Linked DNA regions of Homo sapiens: region 2 is linked to region 1. A link is an interaction called in ENCODE POLR2A ChIA-PET data of the cell type or tissue named here. Cell type or tissue: GM12878. All regions are shown on one strand.

What was found. Peaks named below come from ENCODE experiments on the same cell type or tissue, not always from the same donor. Only the 100,000 strongest peaks of a DNase experiment are listed, where the experiment ranks them.
Region 2: POLR2A ChIA-PET joins it to region 1 with 16 read pairs; 3 of 35 experiments call an interaction of 5 or more read pairs at or near these places.

What each region holds. Positions count from the first base shown.
Region 1 is chr19:35,458,974-35,466,973 of GRCh38, forward strand. No RefSeq gene overlaps it. Among named protein-coding and RNA genes, the nearest start is that of FFAR2, 15 kb to the left of the region's middle. RefSeq lists a silencer at 1-42 and an enhancer at 1,466-1,585. In GM12878, a CTCF peak has its summit at 3,911; DNase peaks (open chromatin) are centred at 98, 1,848 and 3,798; H3K4me3 peaks cover 846 bases; H3K27ac peaks cover 4,525 bases.
Region 2 is chr19:35,373,329-35,381,328 of GRCh38, forward strand. No RefSeq gene overlaps it. Among named protein-coding and RNA genes, the nearest start is that of GPR42, 6.3 kb to the left of the region's middle. RefSeq lists a cis regulatory region at 6,984-7,613. In GM12878, no CTCF peak of the experiment used is centred here; DNase peaks (open chromatin) are centred at 1,783, 3,923 and 4,413; H3K27ac peaks cover 2,733 bases.

The sequences.
Region 1 (8,000 bases):
TCTGAACCCCCTGCCCCAAAGCAGGATGACAGATGGGTAAACAGAAATATTAGTGCCTGGTTAATGAATAACACAGACGGCAGCCTAGTGCCGCTACCAGGAAACAGGGGTGGAGGGATCTGACCTGGCCCAACCTGGGGGCCTGAGCAGCACGAAAAGGGAACCTGGCATTATTTCACTTCCCCTTTCTGGAAAAGATGCTCCTGGGCCCCTTCCTCAGAACTTCTCATCAGTCCGCACAACCAGAGCTCAGGTGCAGTGTGGCTTGGTGATGAATACTATGGTTGGAAAAGGAGGGATGGGGGCAGTGGGCATGGAGAGGGTCTGGAGGAAACACACAGCCATGATTCCAGCCTCACTCCCTTAAACGTCCTGCCTCTCAGCGCGGGGTCTGTGCTAGTTCTTCTTTTCGCCTTGCCCTGCCTCCTGTGGATAAGTGCTTTTGCCCCACTTTTTTTTTTCCTTTTCATTATTTATCTCTAATCACAGGAAATGAGGACATTTCTCATCTACAAATTGCACATCCCATCAGGAAATTGGGCCAAAGATCTCTAAGCCTTCAGAAGCGGTCATCCAGTAACCCACTTGGCAAAGTTTCAAAGGTCTGGGAAAGTAGATGCGAGGTCAAGCAGTGCGGGAGGGGAGCCAACTCTGCAAACGCTGGCCACGGCCAGCTGGCCACCAGCAGCTTACCCGAGGAGGGGTTGTCCAAGCTACATACTAACCCCGGTTCCCTCTCCCCAAACATTGTCCTCTGCCATCTGTCAGTCCGAGCTACGACCAGCCTCGAGAAAACAGAGTTAGGAAAGTAAACACACTGCTCCCAAATCTAGCTATTTTAAATAAAAAGCTCACCCATGTGGGCTGCAGTTGAGAATTTCTAAAGTGCCATGGCAAACATTACACCATTTGAGTTTCCACGGCGTAGCCTTCATTCATCCGCCAACATTTATGGAGGCCTACCATGTGTCAGGCCCTGTTTTAGGTGCTAAGGATACAGCAGTGAACAAAAAGGGTAAGATTCCTGCCCTCAAGCAGCTCCCATTGCTGGGCAGACAGGGAGAGCAAGACCCATAAGCAGGATCCTTTGCACTGGTGCTACGTGCTGTGAAGACGATAGAACCGAGCTGGGATAGAACATGACTCCCAGGAAGGGAGTAGGTGGTTACTTTTGAACACACAGCTTGAGCTTGAGAAGGCCATGCAAAGGTGATATTTGAGCTGGGACTAGAATGGCAAGGAGGAATCTTGTATGCCAAGAACTGGGGGAATAATGTCCCAAGCAAGGGGCTCCAGGCCTGTGCGAGGCCTGAACAGGCTGAATTTGTGCCGGGAAAAGAAACGCCAGGGTGGCTGCAGCTTAGTGACAGCTGAAAAGCCAGCAAGTGTCAGATCCCAGGGAGTCTCAAAGGCTTTTAAGAAGCACAACAGGCCGGGCGCGGTGGCTCACGCCTGTAATCCCAGCACTTTGGGAGGCTGAGGCGGGCGGATCACGAGGTCAGGAGTTCAAGACCAGCCTGACCAACATGGTAAAACCCCGTCTCTACTAAAAATACAAAAAAATTAGCCAGGCGTGGTGGCACACACCTATAATCCCAGCTACTCAGGGGCAGGAGAATCACTTGAACCCGGGAGGCAGAGGTTGCAGTAAGATGAGATCGCACCACTGTACTCCAGTCTTGCAACAGAGAGAGACTCCAAATCAAAAAAAAAAAAAAAAGAAGAAGCGCAACAGATATCCTCTCCCTACTTAACAACAAGAAAAGCTGAGGCTCAGCGATGCAAAGTGGCAAAGTGGCAAAGTGACACACGCAAGTCCTCAGTGAGATGGTGTTCTGGCCCCTCCTCCACGATTCCCGACTCCCTCTCAAAACCACAGGCACACTCTCTCTCAATCTTTACTTCACTGAGGAAGAGAAAAGAGGGCAGGAATCGTGACTCATGCGGTGTGCAGTTGTTTGGTATAGAAAGTTGGGGAGAGTGATGGAGACTGACCTCCATCGAGGTTCTGAGAAAGGAAAGGCATCGGGGGTGGGGTAAGATGCCTGGTGCTGAGAGCAGAGTAGAGACCAGCAAGAAACCTGGCTTCTAGGAGGAGTCGTGGCTGGGGAGAAGAAGGGGCCTGGGCTCCAAGAAAGTGATGGGAGGCCAAGGAGTCACCAAGAGCCGTCCCATGTTGTCCCGGGTCCACTGGCCTGCAACAGAAATGAAGGTGTGAGGACAGAAGCATAGAGCTCGGGGGATGCGAGCAGGCCTCCAGCCTGCGTCCACTTCTCAACCCTGGCTGCGCTCCAAAGCCACTGGAGGAGTTTCCAAAACTGCCGGTGTGTTTGGGCATTGTATTTTCTAAAGCTCTCCAGTTGCTTGTGAAGTAGAGTGAGGGTTGAGAAGCAGTGAATTTAGTCCTGGTCCTCTAGGGGACAAGCTGAGGGCTCTCCAGGAAGGGGCAGCAGGGTGTACTGAGTTTGAATCCTGTCCTAGCGCTGTGCAACTCAACCTTGCTGCGCTTTCGTTTTCTCACGAGAATTTTTTTTTTTTCTTTGAGACGGAGTCTCGCTCTGTCGCCCAGGCTGGAGTAGAGTGGCATCATCTCAGCTCACTGCAACCTCCGTCTCCCCGGTTCAAGCAATTCTTGTGCCTCGCCCTCCTAAGTAGCTGGGATTACAGGCATGCGCCACCACTCCCAGCTAATTTTTGTATTTTTAGTAGAGACGGGCTTTCACCATGTTGGCCAGGTTGGTCTTGAATTCCTGACCTCAAGTGATCCACCCGCCTCAGCCTCCCAAAGTGCTGGGATTACAGGCGTGAGCCACTGAGCCTGGCCTCTCACAAGATTTAAAAAAAAAAAAAGGCCAGGTGCAGTGGCTCACACCTGTAATCCTAACACCTTGGGAGGCCAAGGTAGAAGGATCACTTGAGACCAGGTGTTTGAGACCAGCCTGGGCAACAGAGTAAGACCCCATCTCTAAATAAATAAATAAATAAATAAATAAATAAATAAATAAATAAATAAATAAATATAGTTGATTTTAAAAAAGAAAAAGAAAAAAATGAAATTATTAAATAAAATAAATTAGCCAGGCATGGTGGCACACACCTGTAGTCCCAGCTACTTGGGAGGCTGAGGAGGGAGGACTGTTGGAACCCAGGAGGTGGAGGCTGCAGTGAGCCACTGTACTCCAGCCTGAATGACAGAGTGAGACCCTGACCCAAAAAATATATAAGTAAGAAATAAAAGAAGAAAAAAATAGGGCTAACAGCACCTACATCATCATGTTATTATGAGGATGAAACGAATTTCATATTGTACCTCCAAAGCACTTAGAAAAGTGTCTCGCACTGGAGATGCCAAATACATGTTTAACCATGGAAATGTTTTAAAACTGTAATTCCATTCTTCTGCTCGAAGGCCTCCAGATACTTCTCATGATCCTCAGAGTAAAATCCCATGCCTTCCCCAAAGCCAGCAAGGCCCCTGATGCATCTAGCACTTGGCTCTCACCCAACCCAGCTCATCCCTACTCCCTTCCTCCAAGCCCTCCTCCAGCTCCCTTCACTCTTCCTTTTTTGTTACCGACAGCTCACTAAGCTCCTTCTCCTTGTGGTTCCCTTTTCGTGGAGCCCTCGTTCCCCAGGTACTCATCCAGCTGAATTTCCCCTCTTTGAGGCTGCCTGTGACTCAAATTTTATTTCCTCAAAGGACTTCCCCCTCCACCACTCCTAAGTGGCTTCCCTTTTGACACATTCACATAATACCTAGTTGCTGACTTCGCTGGGTGTATCATTAGCTGATAGCATCTATTTTTGTCTACTTGTTATTTTTATCCGTTAGACTTGCACATCCCTTAATGCATCAAATGGTTGACTGTGAAAAACAACTTCCTTCCCCTCTCTCTCCACCACAGTCACTTACCGCTTCCTGGAGGCAGCTGCTGCTACCTCTTGTCAGCAAAATATTTATCCCTCCATGCCTTTAAGGGGCTTGCTTATTTTACTGTATTTCTTCATTTCTCAATATAAGGTTTCATCTGTTAAATTATTCTGTGGCAGATGAAGATTATGCTCTTATTCTTTTCCCAATATGTACAACACCCTTCCCGCCCTGTCTTCCCGATCTGCTCCCATTGTCACTATGTTAGAAAATATTCAGTGTTTGCATAATCGTGACTACATCGATGTTAATGACATTGGAGCTCTGTAGTAAATAACAGCTCCTTTTTTTTTTTTTCTTGAGACAGAATCTCACTCTGTCACCCAGGCTGGAGTGCAGTGGCACGATCTCAGCTCACTGCAACTTCCACCTCCCAGGTTCAAGCAATTCTCCCTGCCTAAGCCTCCCGAGTAGCTGGGATTACAGGTGCCCGCCACCTAGCCTGAATAATTTTTATTTTTAGTAGAGACTGAGTTTCACTGTGTTAGCCAGGATGGTCTCGATCTTCTGACCTGGTGATCCGCCTGCCTCGGCCTCCCAAAGTGCTGGGATTACAGGTGTGAGCCACCGCGCCCAGCCAGTTCCTTTTTTATCCTGCACAACTTTCCTCCCAAAACCCCTGGAATTAATAATCACCTTATTTTTTCATGTGTTTAGTCTACATGTTTACCACGAATTCAACCCCAAACTCTTTGTCAATGTTCTTGTCTCCTCTCAAGAACTTCAGGGGTTTTAGGAGGATACAGATTTCATCTCCCTGAAGAAATGTGTCTTGGAACTTTCTGACCTGTTCCAGTCTGCCTGGGTGGTGGTTTATGCCAGGTGTATAGCTCATGCTTGAAGCTCTTTTTTTTTTCTTTTAGATGGAGTCTCGCTCTGTTGCCCAGGCTGGAGTGCAGTGGTTTGATCTTGGCTCACTGCAACCTCTGCCTCCTGGGTTCAAGCAATTCTGTTGCCTCAGCTTCCCGAGTAGCTGGGATTACAGGTGCGTGCCTTCATGCCCAGCTAATTTTTCTTGTATTTTTAGTAGAGACGGGGTTTCACCATGTTGGTCTTGAACTCCTGGCCCCATGTGATCCACCCACCTCGGCCTCCCAAAGTGCTGGGATTACAGGCATTGAGCCACCGTGCCCAGCCAGCTCACACCTGAAGCTCTTAAGTGGAAAGCCTCTTTGCTTCTCTGCTCTTGTCTTCCTCTTCCTTGGTTTACATCCTTAAGCAGCTTCTTTATTTACTGCTGGGAATAACGCTCCAAATCCTAAGGAAACTGAACACTCAAACAAAGGATTCTTAGCCAAGCAATTTTACTTGCGCAGAGGGGTGCTTCTCCTTGGCCAGTTGCCATGAGAGCACACCTGAACAAAGGGGCACGAGAGCCTTTATTCCTAATGCAAGTCCTGCCCCTGTACCCTTTCCCCATTGGCCGGAGTCGGGCCATACAATCTAAACTAGTCCCAGTTGGCTAAACATTTGAACTTTCTTTAGATAAGGTGGGCACGTAAGGGAGAGAGGGGAAAGGGGAAGGGGTGTCTGCAGTGAGCTAGAGAGCTAGTCTTCTTTCCAAATAAGGAAAAGAACGTGAGCTGGTACTAATAACGCCTGGTACTGTGGCGTGTCTGGGCATGGAACAAAGGCAGAAAGGAAAAAGAAGGAGCAAAAGGAAAAGGGGGTGGGGGGATACTATGAATTAAAGAATAAAGGATTGATCGGCTATTTGAAGAGAAACCTCATCATAGCCCACATTTACTTATTTTATTATTTATTAACTTTTTTGGAGACAGAGTCTCGCTCTGTTGCCCAGGCTGGAGTGTGGTGGTACAATCATGGCTCACTGCGGCCTCCATCTCCTGGGCCCAGACAATCCTCCTGCCCAATCCCCTAAAAGCATTGGGATCACAGGTGTCACCACACCTGGCTATTTTGTTTGTTCGTTTATAGAAAGGGGAGGGTCTCACTATCCTGCCCAGGGCTGGTCTCAAACTCCTGGGCTCAAGTCATCCTTCTGCCTCGGCCTCCCAAATTGCTGGGATTACAGGCATGAGCCACCATGCCCAACCCTGACGCAGCTTCTTTAGAAAGTAAATGCTTTGAAATCCCGCATGTCAGAAAATGTCTTTATCCCACTCTCATGTGTAGTTGATATTGGGCTATGTATGGAATATTCTGGGTTGGCAATCATTCTTCTTCAGAACTTGAAAGGCATTGCCGCATTGCCTTCTAGCGTCCAGTCTGGCTGAAAATTCCCAAGACATCCTGACTCCTATCCTTTGTCCATGGCCTGTCTTTTTCTCTCTGGAAGCCTGCAGGATCCTTACCTTTCTCACAAGGTATCTAAAATTCCATCCATTGGGCATTCAATGGACTCTTCCAGTCTACAAAATAATTTCCTTCCATTTGGGAAGATTCTCTTGAAACACTTTGTGATGGTTTCCTTGCCTTCATTTTCTCTCTTCTCTCCTTCTGGAATCCTTGTTATTTGGGGGACACTGCACCTCTTACACGGCCCTCTAATTTTCCCTTTTTTCCCATTTTTTCTCTCCCCATTGTTTTGCTTTACTTTCTGTGAGATTTTCTTATCTTCCAGCCCTTCTATTTTTCATTTTTGCTATCACTTTTCATTTCTGAGCACATTTTTATTCCTTCTTAGCATGCTGACCTTGTTTCATGATTGCAATGTCCACTCTGATTTCTCTGAGGAATCTTCATCTCCCTGCTCTAAGATGCCTTTTTTGGTGTCAGTTGCTATATTTTATGTTAGAAGTTGTCATCATATATATGGTAATTCTTGGTTGTCTGCTCACATTGAAGAGAAGGGAAGGGACTACTTTTTTTTAGATACATAAAACGTATATAAAGGCACTATGACATGATGTCTAAACCAGAAAAGAATGGTTGAGTGCCATGGCTCACACCTGTAATCTCAGCACTTTGGGAGGCCAAAGCTGAAGGATTGCTTGAGCCCAGGAGATCCATACTAGTCTGGGCAACATAGTGAGACCCTGTATCTAAAAAAAAAAAAAAATTTTTTTTTTTTTTGAGAGGGAGTTTTGCTCTTGTTGCCCAGGATGGAGGGCAATGACGACGCGATCTCGGCTCACCGCAACCTCCGCCTCCCGGGTTCAAGCGATCTCCTGCCTTAACCTCCCAAGTAGCTGGGATTACAGGCATGCACCACCATGCCCAGCTAATTTTGTATTTTTAGTAGAGATGGGGTTTCTCCATGTTGGTCAGGCTGGTCTCCAACTCCCAACCTCAGGTGATCTGCCTGCCTCGGCCTCCCAAAGTGCTGGGATTACAGGCGTGAGCCACTGTGCCTGGCCAAAAAAAAAAAAATTTTAAATAGCCTGGCATGGTGGCATAGTGGTGCCTGCCTACTCAGCAGTCCCAGCTACTCGGGAGGCTGAGGCAGGAGGATCACTTAGCCCAGGAGGTCAAGGCTGCAGTGAGCTATGATCACACCACTGCACTCCAGCCTGGGCAACAAAGCAAGATGCTGTCTCTAAGAATAATAAGATTTTCAGCCTATTTTCCTTATGTTAGCTTGTCCTTTGTCCCATTTCCAGAGGAACCTGTTGCCACTAGTTCATGAGCTTTATGTGGATTCTACAGTAGAAACTTCATTGAATCTTGGTTTTTCCCACTATTGGCTTATGATCCAACTTTCACAGGTCTGCTAAGTCAGTCACCAGTTACCATTCATTCATCTGCTGTCCAGCTGGCAAAATTTTGGTGGTATTGTATCCTCTTATGTTCTCCCTGTACTTACGGGGACTCCTTTCTAAAAGATCTCTTTACTGTCACTACAGTGTGATTTCAGGAGGCAGCAAAAGGAGATTCATGGATTTCACCCACCGTTATTAGCCCCAAGTATTTCCTCTTTATTGTTATTGTTTGTTTGCCTGCTAATTGTCTGTCTTCCCCTCTTGAATGTAAGTTCCAGGATAACTCATCTACTTTGGTTATTTTGCTTAGGTTTTTGTTTCTTTTTTTCTTTTTTTCTTTTTTTGAGACGTAGTTTCACTCTTGTCACCCAGGCTGGAGTGCAATGGCATGATCTCGGCTCACTGCA
Region 2 (8,000 bases), 86 kb before region 1:
CACTCTGCTGTTCTCCATCTGTGTGTCACCTGTGGTCACCTGGCCCAGTCAGATGAGGCTGTCTGAGCAGGACAAATGCAAACAGGCTGTGATAAGGAACAGAAGTAAATGCAAAGCACAGTGAGTATCTGTGTGAGTGCATCCTCTCCCCAGTAAAGAAGACTTCTTGAAAAGTATAGATTACGATACTTGGAGTCAATGATTGGGCAGGTGACTCACAGTGGGCACCCGATGCTCCTCGATCTTAGCTAATGCAGGATCTCTTCAACTTTTTACATCCTTGTCCCCTTCAGAAGCCTCTTTGGATATACATCTTTCCTACACAGCACATTCCTCTGCCTGCTTATGCAATTTCAGTGCAACCAACACACTGTCGGTTTATGTGTTGTGGCCCTTTACAAAGACAGAAACTGGCTGGGCGCAGTGGCTCATGCCTATAATCCCAGCACTTTGGGATGCCGAGGCAAGAGAATCACTTGAGGTCAGGAGTTTGAGACCAGCCTGGCCAACATGGTGAAACTTTGTCTCTACTAAAAGTACAAATATTAGCCGCATATGGCAGCATGCACCTGTAAACCCAGCTTCTTGGGAGGCTGAGGCAGGACAATCACTTGAGGCCAGGAGGCAGAGGTTGCAGTGAGCCGAGATTACACCACTGCACTCCAGCCTGGGTGACAGAGTGAGACTCTGTCTCAAAAAACAGAAGGAAGGAAGGAAGGAAGGAAGGAAGGAAGGAAGGAAGGAAGGAAGGAAGGAAGGAAGGAAGGAAAAGAAAGAAGGAAGGAAAGAGAGAAAGAAAGAAAGAGAGAAAGAAGGAAAGAAAGAGAGAGAGAGAAAGAAAGAAAGAAGGAAGGAAAGAAAGAAAGAGAGAAAGAAAGAGAGAAAGAAGGAAAGAGAGAGAGAGAGAAAGAAAGAAGGAAGGAAAGAAAGAAAGAAGGAAAGAGAGAGAAAGAAAGAAAGAGAGAAAGAAGGAAAGAAAGAGAGAGAAAGAAAGAAAGAAAGAAAAGAAGGAAAAGAAAGCCACAAACCATTGTGAGATTTTTTGTTGTTGTTGTTCCCCAAGAACTAGTTTTCACCTATTTGGGATCAACATTGCTGCTGCTGAGAATGTCTGAGCTGCAGAAATGGTCCCATCTAATATACTGATAGAGCCTGTCTCACAGAACTGTAGCCCAACAAAATTAGGCTGAGGACCTTGCTGCAGGAATGGAGATCACACTACGGAAGAAGTGTGAGGTCTCGTACAAGAGAAGAGACCCAGTTATCATCGAATTTGAGCTAAGAGTAGCGTGAATTTAGATGAAGAGGTGTGTGATAGGCTCAACACAAAGCAGGGATGTGTGGAAAGAGGCCAGTGTTAGATGGAGGCCAGGAAGATTACTCAAGGTCCTGTTTCTCTGGAAAATACCAAGCAAAGATAAAGGTAGAACTTCGTATTGGAAAACTCCTTATCTGAAGCTCTGGTGGGTTGAAAATCAAGGTTGCATCTCTGTGTCAGAGACTCTGATCCTCTAAGCAGAAGTATATGTTCCTTTCTTACTCATGATCTCATGCAGCTAAGTTTCTGACTATCTTTGACTTTTGAGAACAAGGTTTCTTAGCAATATCCTTTTGTTAATTAGCAAAACAAGTTTTTAAAGGTTTACAAGAGAAACTTTTTTAGAAGGAGAGATCCTCCTTCACCGAAACCAAGGGCAGGTCAACCCAGAAGGACAAGAGGAAGGGAAGATTCAACCCATCTCGGCTACAGCTTCCTGAGGCCATAGGTCAAGTCTCAGCTTACAGGGGAGTGAGAGGAAACAAGAAATTTTAAATCACCCAGTGTTGGTTGGGTGCGATGACTCACGCCTGTAATCTCAGTGCCTTGAGAGGCTGAAGTGGGAGGACTGCTTGAAGCAAGACTCCGTAATCTAAGAAAAAAAGTTAGTCGGGCATAGTGGCATGTGCCCATAGTCCCAGCTGCTCATGAGGCTGAGGCAGGAAGATCGCTTGAACCCAGGAGGTCGAGGCTACAGTGAGCCGTGATTGTACCACTGCACTCCAGCCTGGGTAACAGAGCAAGACCCTGAAAAAAAAAAAAAAAGGAAAGAAGAAAGGAAGAAAGAAAGAGAGAAAGAAAGAAAAGGAAAGAAGGAAAGAAAGAAAGAAAGAAAGAAAGAAAGAAAGAAAGAAAGAAAGAAAGAAAGAGAAAGAAAGAAAGAGGAAAGAAAGGAAAGGAAAGGAAGAAAAGAAAAGAAAAGAAATGAGTAAATCACCAAGAGTGCGGGAAGATCGCTTGAGCCCAGGAGGAGGTCGAGGCTACAGTGAGCCGTGATTGTACCACTGCACTCCAGCCTGGGTAACAGAGCAAGACCCTGAAAGAAAAAAAAGAAAAAGGAAAGAGAGGAAAGAAAAAAGAAAGAAAGGAAGGAAGGAAGGAAGGGAAAGAGAGAGAAAGAAAGAGAGAAAGAAAGGAAAAGAAAAGAAAGAAATGTATAAATCACCAAGCGTGACCAGAAACCTTTGGAAGCCACCTAAGAAACTGACAAAGATGGTTCAATCCATCCCATGGAAGGCAGTGAGACCATTGCAGGCTTGAGCCCAGTACGCTCAGACTACTCAGTAAACCAGTGGCAGTGGCAGACAGGAGAGAGAGCAGGAATTCCCCACTGGGAGACAGGATGCCAGTGCCTTTTTATGAGTTAAACATGTATCCACTAGAGAGTGCAGTAAGTGGCCTCTCAGGCTGTGCATATGCCTGGTGGGGCATGGGAAGCTGTGCTGCAAGACAGGATCCGTCAGCCGGCTTCAACTGGGTTCAGCTGGGAGGGGGCAGACATAGACCTGGTCAGGGCCGGCGGAGGTGGAAGGGAGGTAGGAGGCTGGACTTGACTTTGGAGGTGGGGCTCAGACACTGGACCAAATTGAGGACTAGCTAAAACAGGGAAACAAGGACGGAGCTTAAGCGACTTCCCATAGGACATGCCCACCAGTGTCCCCTGTCAGTTTACCATGGTCATAGCAACAGCTGGTAATTACCACCCTTTTTCTAAAACTTTGGGCATTAACCGCCCCTTAATCTGCATGTAATGAAAAATAGATATAAATATGAATGCAAAACTGCCCTAAGCGGCTACTCTTAGCACATTGCTATGGGGTAGCCCTGCTCTGCAGGGGCAGTCACAGAGCTGTTGCACTGCCAGAACTATACCACCATCACTTTAATAAAACCACTTTCTTCTACCACTGGCTAGCCTTTAAATTCTTTCCTGGGTGAGCTGGGTGCAGTGGCTCACACCTGTAATCCCAGCACTTTGGGAGGCTGAGGCAGGCAGATCATTTGTGATCAGGAGTTCGAGACCAGCCTGGGCAACTTGGTGAAACCCAGTCCCTACTAAAAAATACAAAATTTAGCCAGGCGTAGTGGCCCGCACGTGTAATCCCAGCTACTCAGGAGGCTGAGGCAGGATAATTGCTTGAACCCAGGAGGCGGAGGTTGTAGTGAGCTAAAATTACACCACTGCGCTCCAGTCTGGGTGACAGAGTGACACACCATCTCAAAAAAAAAATAAAAATTTAAAAATTAAATAAATAAATTCTGGGTTCTGGGCAAAGCCAAGAACCTTCCCAGGCTAAACCCCTATTTAGGGCTCATCTGCCCTACATCAGAAGGGAAACAAAGACCAGACAAGGAGAGCAAGAAGCCTGGGAGTCTACAAAATAAGTTGCGGGACTCTTCCAAAAAAATGAAGCTGAGCATCGATAAAAGCTCAAAGACACCTGGAAGAAAAGTGAGACCACCGTTTCTGGGAATTACAAGTAGGAGACAGAGGTTTTTATTGGGGGAGAATAGTGTGAGAAGGTGCTCAACTTTTGACCTTCCTCTCTGAGGACATGACTCTTCTGGTTTAGAAAACAACAGTAAAAAGTCCCCAAGAGATACTGGTGGTTGTGGTTCCCAAAACTTCATTAACATCTGTGGGAAGCCTTCTGACTTTCCTCTGAGGCCAGTTCTGAAAAGCCATTCATATGGAGGCAAATCAAAATATCAAAGCAGCAGCCTGTGTTCTGGGAAAATGTTGCTGGGATCACATTCCAGAGAAAAGATGGGATAGAAGGAATGAAAGCTGATCAACATGGCTGGGTGCGGTGGCTCACACCTGTAATCCCAGCACTTTGGGAGGCTGAGGCAGGCAGATCACCTGAGGTCAGAAGCTCAAGACCAGCCTGGCCAGCATGGTGAAACCCCGTCTCTACTAAAAATACAAAAATTAGCCGGGCATGGTGGCGTGTGCCTGTAATCCCAGCTACTCAGGAGGCTGAGGCAGGAGAATCGCTTGAACCTGGTAAGCAGAGGTTGTGAGGTTGCAAAGTTACAGTGAGCTGAGATTGCAGCACTGCTCTCCAGCCTGGGCAACAAGAGAGAAAACTCCATCTCAAAAAAAAAAAAAAAAAAAAAAGAAGAAGAAGAAGAAGAAAGCTGATCAACACTGGTAGAAGTGGGGAAGGGCAGAGCTCACCTCCCATGGGAGCCAGGGTGGAGCTAGCAGAGAGAAAATGTTGTGAAAGAGGAAATGGGATACGGAAATATTTTTTGAGGAGAGGGTGCTTTTAATGGATTTAGAAGAATATAGTGGCTGGATATGGTGGCTCATGCCCATAATGCCAGCACTTTGGGAGTCTGAGGCAGGTGGATAGCTTGAGCCCAGGAGTTCCAGACCAGCCTGGGCAACATGGCTAAACCCTGTCTCTACTAAAAATACAAAAATTAGAGGAGTATGTTGGTGCATACCTGTAGTCCCAGCTACTTGGGGGGCTGAGGTAGGAGGATCACCTGAACTTTGGGAGGTCGAGGCTGCAGTGAGCCATGATCAGGCCACTGCACTCCAGCCTGAGTGATAAAGTGAGACACTTTCTCAAAGAAAATTAAAATTAAAATTAAAATTAAAAGAAGAGTATAGTGAGATAACCCAATCAATCATCCCCTGTTGCAGATCCCCCAGTCTCAAGGGTCAAATTGTGATTGGCACTAATCATGATGCTGTTGACCGCCTTTACTGGTGACTGGTCCTAAGATGGAAGTGTGACCCAATTCCAGCCAACAAAGGGAAATAAGTCTGCTGGGGGCCTCTGGGAAAGATTTTTCTCTATCTCATTAAAAAAATAGATGTGTAAGGAGCTGCGCTCCTACTTCTAATCTGGAACTTTCTATGGAAGGATGTGATACTTGGAGCTACAGCAGCCATATTGGGGCCATGAGGTTACAAACTTGAGGAAGAAAGCAAACAAGCTAAGGACAGCAGAGCAGCAGGATGTAAAGGGCCTGCGTCCTTGACCCTGTTGAGGTGGGACCACCAACCTCCAAAGTCACTGTAGTAAATGTTCCTTTTGTTGACTCACTATTGGCCAGATACCCTCTAACTTGCAGCTTAACATAATAGATCAGCTTATATCCTACTAGAACCTACCCATTGACATCTTCTCTCACGTTAAAATATTTTAGGTTCCTGGAGTTTCTAAACTCTGCCTATTTGCCTTATAGGAGCTATGTGATGTTAGCATTTGCCTTATTTGTTACAGCTGAACTCAGGAGATGTCTTACAGTTCTAGACACTAGCTCTAGCACCAAGATGTCTGGACTCTCCTCATTCAGAAGAAGGCTTTTGAGAGCTGACTGGCTGGGGCTGCATGAACATTGCTTTCCAAGACAAAAAAACACACGTGCTAGATGGGACCTTTTTAAGGTAAAATGTTCATCTGACTGACAATCTTAATTGCAAGCCTGCACTTTTATTAATAAAAATTCTCATACTTGAGCAGATCACCTGAGGTCAGGAGATCGAGACCAGCCTAGCCAACATGGCAAAAACCTGTCTCTACTAAAAATACAAAAATTAGCTGGGTGTGGTGGCACAGGCCTGTAATCCCAGCTACTTGGGAGGCTGAGGCAGGAGAATTGCTTGAACCCAAGAGATGGAGGTTGCAGTGAGCCAAGATCATGCCACTGCCTTCCAGCCTGGGCAACAGAGTGAGACTATTTCAAAAAAAAAAAAATTCTCATACTTACTAAGGGCTCTTGGATGCCATGGAAACAAGAGAGGGCTGAAAGACCTCTCTTTCTTGATGTGGACCATGAGCGATGTTATCCTGTGGAAAAGTACTTGTCTCTGTTCAGTGTTCTTGGGCACAGGACAGCTACCCAGTCCTTGTGCCTGTGGAGTCACTCAAACACACACAATGCCCACATGAAGATGGGGATATGCGGTCTTGGATGCCTAATTTACTACTTAAAATTAACACACACAATTAGATGATTCCCTTTTCCCTCCCCTCCCCTTTTTTTTTTTTTTTTGTTTCTTTTTTTTTTTTTCTGTGACAGGGTCTGGCTCTGTCACCCAGGCTGGAGTGCAGTTACGCAATCATGGCTGACTGCAGCCTCAACTTCTCAGGCTCAAGCAATCCTCCCGCCTCAGCCTCCCAAGTAGCTGAGACTATAGGTGCATGCCACCATGCCTGGCTAATTAAAAAAAAAAAAAAACTGTAGAGATGGGGTCTCGCTATGTGGCCCAGACTGGTCTGGAACTCCTGGGCTCAAGCGATCCTCCCACCTTGGCCTCCCAAAGTGCTGGCATGACAGGGATGAGCCAGTGCACCTAGCCTTGATAATTTCCAGTGGTTCTCTATGCTTAGAGCATTACTCTCATCTTTTTTTTAAACAGTCTAGAATGCTCTCTTAAAGCCTCCATAAAAATAACTCCTTGTTTGTGTATCCTTTGGTGAACAATCCAATGACTTGCAGGAGCACTTCCAGGCATCCCCAGCCGTTGCAGGCCTGCAGACTTCTTCCCTGGCCCACACTTGCTGGTCTGTTTGTTCACTCTGCAGTGAACCCTTCTGCTTACAGCTTTTCCAGCTAACCTTTTGACTCACAATGTAGCCTCTGACAAAAAGCAGACCAGTAGTTACCAGGGGCTGGGGATGGGAGAGAGGAGGGTGTTGACTGGGAAGATAACAGAGGGACATTTTCAGGTGATGGAAATGTTAGATCACTTGATTGCAGTGAGGGTCACACAAGAAGTCAAAACTTATTGAACTCTCTCCGTCCAGTGGGTGCATTTCATGGTGTGTCAATGAAGCCTCAATAATGTTGTTTTTAAAAAATGGTGTCACCTCACCTCCTGGCTTGTAGTGTTTGTGTACCTAATATCAATCTTGCTAAGTTTCCTCCAGCCAAGCAAGTCTCTGCTTTTGCTGGGCTGCTCTGCAGAGGCTGTGACTGCTGGATGATAACCCAGGTTACATAAAAGTGTAGAAACCATGTGCAAACAAATGATACGTGGCAACCAGCTTTTATCTTGGTGCTGGAGATCTGCAGGGCGTGGTGGAAAGGGCGGCAACTGGACAGTGCAATGGTTCATTTCACCTCCTGTCACCACATGGGGCTGTGGGGGCAGCTCTGTCATACCTTCCAATTTTCCAAGCTGAAAATCCAATTGTCATTGCTGTTTTTGAAATCTTACATTTTTAAAAAACTGATAACAAATTCAAAATGTTTAAGTATCTATGTGGGGAAAGTGAATCAGGCCTGAGGGTTGTGGACTGCTTTCTAGGTTTCCAGCCTGTGACCTCTGCAGCAGTGGAGGCAGAGGAGGGCTCAGAGGTCGGGAGGGAAGGGGAAGGAGCATGAAGAAGTGTGATTCTGCACGTAAGCACGGCCCATACTTTTACTCAGAACCCAAGACAGGCAGTTGACAAGAACGTCGGAAGATGTTCTTCCTCATCCCTCGTTCTTATTTTGCAGTCCCTCCCTGCCCCTACAGCTGTTCTCTGAAAGCTGTCACCCTCATCCACAAAAAGATCTTGGAGGCCACAGGCAAGGCAGGGAGGGAAGCTCCGAGGACTGATGCTGGCTCTCCTTCCTTCTCCTCCCAACTCCCCCTCCCAACTGGCACTGAAGGCAGGTGTTCCTCAGGCTCGGACCCTGCCTGCCTTTGTTCGTTTTCTCTCTCCTGTCTGCAGGC